Regions from separate parts of the Homo sapiens genome. Here region 2 is linked to region 1. The links are chromatin loops, found by intact Hi-C in ENCODE. Cell type or tissue: ovary. All regions are shown on one strand. Each heading gives the region's core, and the rest is flanking DNA. Links, peaks and the distances in the headings are about the cores only. Region 1 overlaps URB1 (URB1 ribosome biogenesis factor). Region 2 holds the start of MRAP (melanocortin 2 receptor accessory protein).

Region 1 (2,915 bases), core at 8-2,507:
AAGCCAGCTGCAAGCTGCTTGTGTTATTTGCTATCCCCAAACCAGAAAAAAAGAAGGAAAAAGACATGCTCTTTTTTTAAGGAAAAAGAAAAAAAAAAGCATAAAGATTCAAAATAACGCTAAAAATTAAAACTAAGTAGGATTAACAATATAAACACAAGATTTGAAGAAGATGGACATTTCTCTCTGGAGTGAGCCACTGTGTGATCAATAGACCACACCTCAGTCCCTGTGACTGCAGAATACAGAGGACGACTTCTTCACAAAGGCATCTCTGAATGCGAGCTCTTGGCTGTCTTTCCGTTCTGCGGTTATCCAGATTCCATGGTTTTCTGAGCACCTGCTACATGCAAGGCCCTGTTCTAGGTGCTGGGAAGGTGGCATTTTATAACACAGGCAAGGCCCTGCCACATGCACCTATAGGATTCCAGTAGAGGGAGTCACTCAACAGATAATAGCAGCAAGGACAGTAGCAGGCAGGACAAGAGGGACAAGGGGTAAGTAAGAGAGGAGTCAGGGACAGCCAGGGCTGGTCCACAAAGGAAGGGGGCAGAGACTCGGTCACTGTGGCCTCGGAAATAGCTCAGCTCTCCTCTAGCCATAAAGGTACTGACCAAATGCACCTGCGGAGAGCTGAATGCAGACCAAACCCAAAGGCCCATCCTTTGTCACACCAAGGCAGACTGCCTACCTGTAACCTGAGGCATACAGGGACTCACAGATGAGCTTCATGTGGTTGTTCATCAGCTTTTTCACAATGTTGGTTCCCACAACATGGAAATGTGAAAGATCACTTGCTGTCCGCAATAATATGGCCTCGAAAACTTGAAATATTAACATCGTCTGCAAAGACAGAATTGAAACGCTTAGAAATCGTCTCATTTCCTTTCCTCCTGTACATATATGCTCCTTTTGTCTTAGCCATAGTTACTTGTAGGCTTAAAGCCTTCAACATGCAGGATGACGCCCACCCAGATCCTGAGTCAAACGCGACAGCTTGGCAGGCTGATCTGCAGGACCCATGCCCTGCATGTAGCCCCACTCCCATAGTCCAGCAAAATAAAGAACAGCTTGTTAGGGCCAGGCGTGGTGGCTCACGCCTGTAATCCCAGCACTTTGGGAGGCTGAGGTGGGCAGATCACGAGGTCAGGAGATTGAAACCATCCTAGCTAACACGGTGAAACCCCGTCTCTACTAAAAATACAAAAAATTAGCCAGGCGTGGTGGCGGGCGCCTGTAGTCCCAGCTACTTGGGAGGCTGAGGCAGGAGAATGGCATGAACCCAGGATGCGGAGCTTGCAGTGAGCCGAGACTGCGCCACTGCACTCCAGCCTGGGCAACAGAGTGAGACTCCGTCTCAAAAATGAAAGAAAAGAAAAGAAAAGAAAAGAAAGAAAGAAAGAAAGAAAGAAAGAACAGCTTGTTTACAATCACAGAAAATCAAATGAGAAGAAAATTCTCTTAATGACTGGGTCTCATTCCTTTAGAGATATTCAGATCTACATCCTTATAGCAATAACCCTGAGATTTCAACAGGCGCATCAATATCCCAATGTTCAATCTCTTTGGAATCAGAAAACAATCATCAATTCATTATGTGTTGTGAGTCTGTGACACCACATGTTTATGTGTTTCCCTTTTGTTTAAATAAACCATACCGAAACCAAGTATATTTTGATTAGGAATCTATGATCCTTCCTTCTGATGTCATTCATCAAATGTTAATAATAAGTGAGAATTTTCCACTAAAATGCTTTCAAGGTCATGGAGGCAAAAAATGAATACATTCCTACAGCACAGGGACAAAGCATCATTTTCTATAGAAAGTTGGTAATGGAAATTTCTATCACATTTTTCCTCATCAAACTTAACAGCAGCATTAACTTTTCTTCTCTTCATCAAGCCATGTAAGGAACAACTTACTTCACTTTCAGGTCGTTTCTCTCCACTTAGGAGCTGGAAAATTTCGACACACTCAACAGAAATCTTTATATACCCTTCCACAACATCATACACATCTTCTCGTGGTAGCTTCTTGGCAGCAGACACAAACGCTTCCAAGCCTGAAAAAAAAGTTATGTTCAAACATTAACAAGGTCAGTCTTCTTAGAAACAATCACAGCCACCACTGCAACCTGCTTTCCCTATTCTGTGACCTTCCCCGATCCACCTACACTGCACAGAAGCTACTATGAATGCTATCAACTTAACTGTTTCTCTCCAAAATTCATGTTGAAACCCTAAACCCGGCCGGGCGCGGTGGCTCACGCCTGTAATCCCAGCACTTTGGGAGGCTAAGGCAGGCAGATCACCTGAGGTCAGGAGTTCAAGACCAGCCTGGCCAACATGGTGAAACCCCCTCTCTACTAAAAATACAAAAATTAGCCAGGTGTGGTGGCACATATCTGTAGTCCCAGCTACTTGGGAGGCTGAGGCAGAATTGTGTGAACTCAGGAGGCAGAGGTTACAGTGAGCCGAGATCGCGCCATTGCACCCCAGCCTAGGTGACAGAGCAAGACTCTGTCTCAGGAAAAAAAAAAAAAAAGAAAGAAAGAAACCCTAAGCCCTAAAAAGACAGTATTTGGAGATATAGTCTTTTAGGAGATAACTCAGGTTAAGTGAGTTCATGAGGGTGAGGTCCTGATCTAACAGGACTGGTGTCCTTAGAGGAGAAGGAGACATCAGAGAGCTCCCTCTCTGCATGTGGATAGAGGAAAGGCCATGTGAGGACACAGCAAGAGGGCAGTTGTCTGCAAGCCAGGACGTGCCCTTACCAGGATGTGACTATGCCAATGCCTTGATCGCGGACGTGGCCTTCAGAACTGTGAGGAAATAAATTCCTCTTGTTTAAGCCACCCAGTCTATGGTATTTTGTTATGGCTGCCCTAGTAGATTAATCCACAAGGACATTATGA
Region 2 (2,915 bases), core at 416-2,915, 87 kb before region 1:
CGAATCTAGAGGGCACAGCCTACCACACACCTCGGCTGAACGGCCTAGCCTATTGTCTCCAAGGCTATAAACCTATTGTTACTATGCTGAATACTGTAGGCAATTATAACACAATGGTAAGGATTTATGATAGTATTATGATATTATTAGTGTTAGATATAAACATATCTAAACATACAAAAAGTACAGTAAAAATACACTATAAAAGATTTTTTTAAAAATAGTACATCTGTATAGGGCCCTTACCATGAATGAAGCCTCCAGGCCTGGAAGTTGCCCTGCATGAGGCAGGGAGTGGTGAGTGAATGCGAAGGCCTAGGACATTACTGGACACTACTGTAGACTTTATAAGCACCACACTTAGCCTATACTAAATTTATTTATAAAATAAAGTAAATGTGCAATGATGTTATGTTGGCTACGGTGTCACTAGTGATAGGAATTTTTCAGCTCCATTATAATCTTATGTGACCACTGTTCTATATGGAGCTGGTCATTGATGGAAGCATTATTAGTCAGCATTTGACTGTATTTGATCTTTGTCCCTGGTAGCACAGAACTCATAAAACTTGCAATATCTGAGTAATGGGGTAAGAGAAGCATCTTCTGTTAATCAGCATAAGCCACTTTCAACTCTACCTGAGTTTATGCCAATGAGGTGGGGGCTAGTTGTCAGAGGAACCAACCATATATTAGAGGGTTGCAATGTTCACTCCCACCCTGGAAAGGGGAGAGAGGCTGGGGATTGAGTTCATTCACTGATAGCCAGTGATTTCATCAATGGTGCCCACATAATGGAATATAATAATCATCTAGATGGCATAGCACATGATAAAACCCTACAAAAACCCTCCTCAAGGGGCTTCAGAGAACTTCCAAGTTGGTGAACACATTGAGGTGCTGGGAGGGTGTGCACCTGGATCAGGCGTGGAAAAATCCGTGCCCTTTCCCACACCCTGCCCCATGTGTCTCTTCCACGTGGCTGTTCCTGAGTTGTATTCTTTTATGACAAACCAGTCATCTAGTAAGTGAACTGTTTGACCTGAGTTCTGTGTGTGAGCCATTCTAGCAAATGACATAGTGTCAGGATTGAGTTACATTGTAGGACACCCAGCGAGTGTCTACCAAGAATAGGAAATTGCTTGGTATGGAAAAGCCCACAAGTCTGGCGTCAGAAATGTACGGTGTAGCGGGAGCAGAGGTTTTATTTTACTTTTCAAGTAGATATTTTGCCCCTCACTTGGGAAACACAAGAGCCTCATTCCTCCCCTTCTGGTCAACTGAACTACCCTCAAAGTGCTCCCCAAGGAATGCCTCAGGCGTGGCAGGCCTCAGCAAAACCAGCGGAGGGGCTCAAGTTATCTGGGTGGACTGTCTACACTGTCAATACCCAGGTTTACTCTGATACTGTAGACCTGAATCAAGAACACAAGAAAGCTGGGCGTATTGGAGGGAAAGGCCATGTAAGCCGTGTGTTTTGGCCTCCTAATTCTCAAAGGCTAAATTCTAGGGTTCCTCTCACCTGTGGTCCTGCTCATTCCAGATGTTCAGAATGTTCCTCTTGTTAGTGTCTGAGGATCTCAGAGGAGGGTGTATAATTTGGAGTCAAGCTCTACAGAAACCCAGAAGAATCTGCGTCACGTGTGGTATCAGCCAAGAGCTGAGTGGACTCTATTTCCCAAGAGCTTGGACCACATGGGGTTGTGTCAGAGATAAACAGCCTTTTGAGTCTGAACAAATGCAGCCGGCTGGTTGGTTCTTGGGGGGCTTAGATATAAGTGGAGAGGTGCACTCTGTTGGGGCAGGGGGCTCTCTTTTGGTTTTAATTAACTGGCTATGAGTACATGACAGAGGTTTACAAGTTCACGGCTGGCATCACTCGATTTCTGCCCTCAGATATTGAATCTAAGCCAGCAGTTTGGTGGTTGCTCAATAGCATCCAGAATTGCTTAAATGTAAGTCAAGGGCACTGTCGGGCTTACATTTTGGTTCTTTTAACTTTTCAAGTATTTAAGACAAAAAGCGATTGTCTTTCCAGCCCTATTGGGCATCTTCTAAGGGGCCCTGGGCGACTATTTCCCGCCCAGCTCCCTGTCCTCACACAGAGAGGGATCCTAGGGCTGCCCTGGAAAGCCGTTCTCCTGCCTCTCTGCTCTGTGTGCTTTGGAGTTTTATCAAGAAGGGGCAGATGGGAAGCTCTGCTGGATGCTGGCGTTGTGAGACACACCCCCCTGACCTTTCTTCCAGCCAAATAGCTCTGATAAGTGGGCAGACCTTGAGCCTAGAGACCCACAGACACACTTGGACGATTCCTGCAGAAATCAGTGAGGCAGTCTCCTCCCAGGGGCTTGGCGCCTGGCTCGAGGCGAGGCTGCCGGCCCGGACGCTGACTGCCCAGTGCCACAGACATGGCCAACGGGACCAACGCCTCTGCCCCATACTACAGCTATGAATACTACCTGGACTATCTGGACCTCATTCCCGTGGACGAGAAGAAGCTGAAAGCCCACAAACGTAAGTCTGAACTAGGGAAGCCGGTCAGACAGAGGCTGGGGGCCGGGGCCCAAATGACTGGGCACTCCCGGCTTTCTCTGCATTCACTTATTAACTCCGGTAGACATCATGGGAAAGCAGGAATGTGGCCAGTTCACTCATAGATATAAATGAATGGGGCTGGGAGAGAAACTGTATTTGCTAACTTCTGTAATAAGCTTGGAATTAACCTGCTAAGTCACGAAGACACTTTGGAAGCAGAATTTTTATTTTTTACTTTATTTTATTTTATTTTGGAGATAGGGTCTAGCTCTGTTGCCTAGGCTGGAGTGCAGTGGCGTGACCATAGCTCACTGCAACCTCGACTGCCCTGGGTCAAGTAATCCTCCTACCTCAGCCTCCCAAGTAACTGAGACTATGGG

Evidence for each region. A loop is a pair of places that touch in the nucleus more often than their neighbours do. Peaks named below come from ENCODE experiments on the same cell type or tissue, not always from the same donor. Only the 100,000 strongest peaks of a DNase experiment are listed, where the experiment ranks them.
Region 2: a loop joins it to region 1, with 2.0 times the contacts of the local background. A loop is called at or near these places in 5 of 110 quality-filtered maps.

Annotation. Positions count from the first base shown.
Region 1 is chr21:32,383,622-32,386,536 of GRCh38, forward strand. URB1 (URB1 ribosome biogenesis factor) reads right to left here. Exons shown (of 39, transcript NM_014825.3): 2 at 1,924-2,063; 3 at 692-843. Among named protein-coding and RNA genes, the nearest start is that of SNORA80A, 7.8 kb to the left of the region's middle. In ovary, for the core only: no CTCF peak of the experiment used is centred there; no DNase peak of the experiment used is centred there.
Region 2 is chr21:32,296,564-32,299,478 of GRCh38, forward strand. MRAP (melanocortin 2 receptor accessory protein) reads left to right here and starts at 2,292. Exons shown (of 3, transcript NM_001379228.1): 1 at 2,292-2,514. The coding sequence starts at 2,409. It overlaps LOC124905009 (a long non-coding RNA gene), which reads right to left and starts at 2,207. Exons shown (of 2, transcript XR_007067843.1): 1 at 1,523-2,207. In ovary, for the core only: no CTCF peak of the experiment used is centred there; a DNase peak (open chromatin) is centred at 1,748.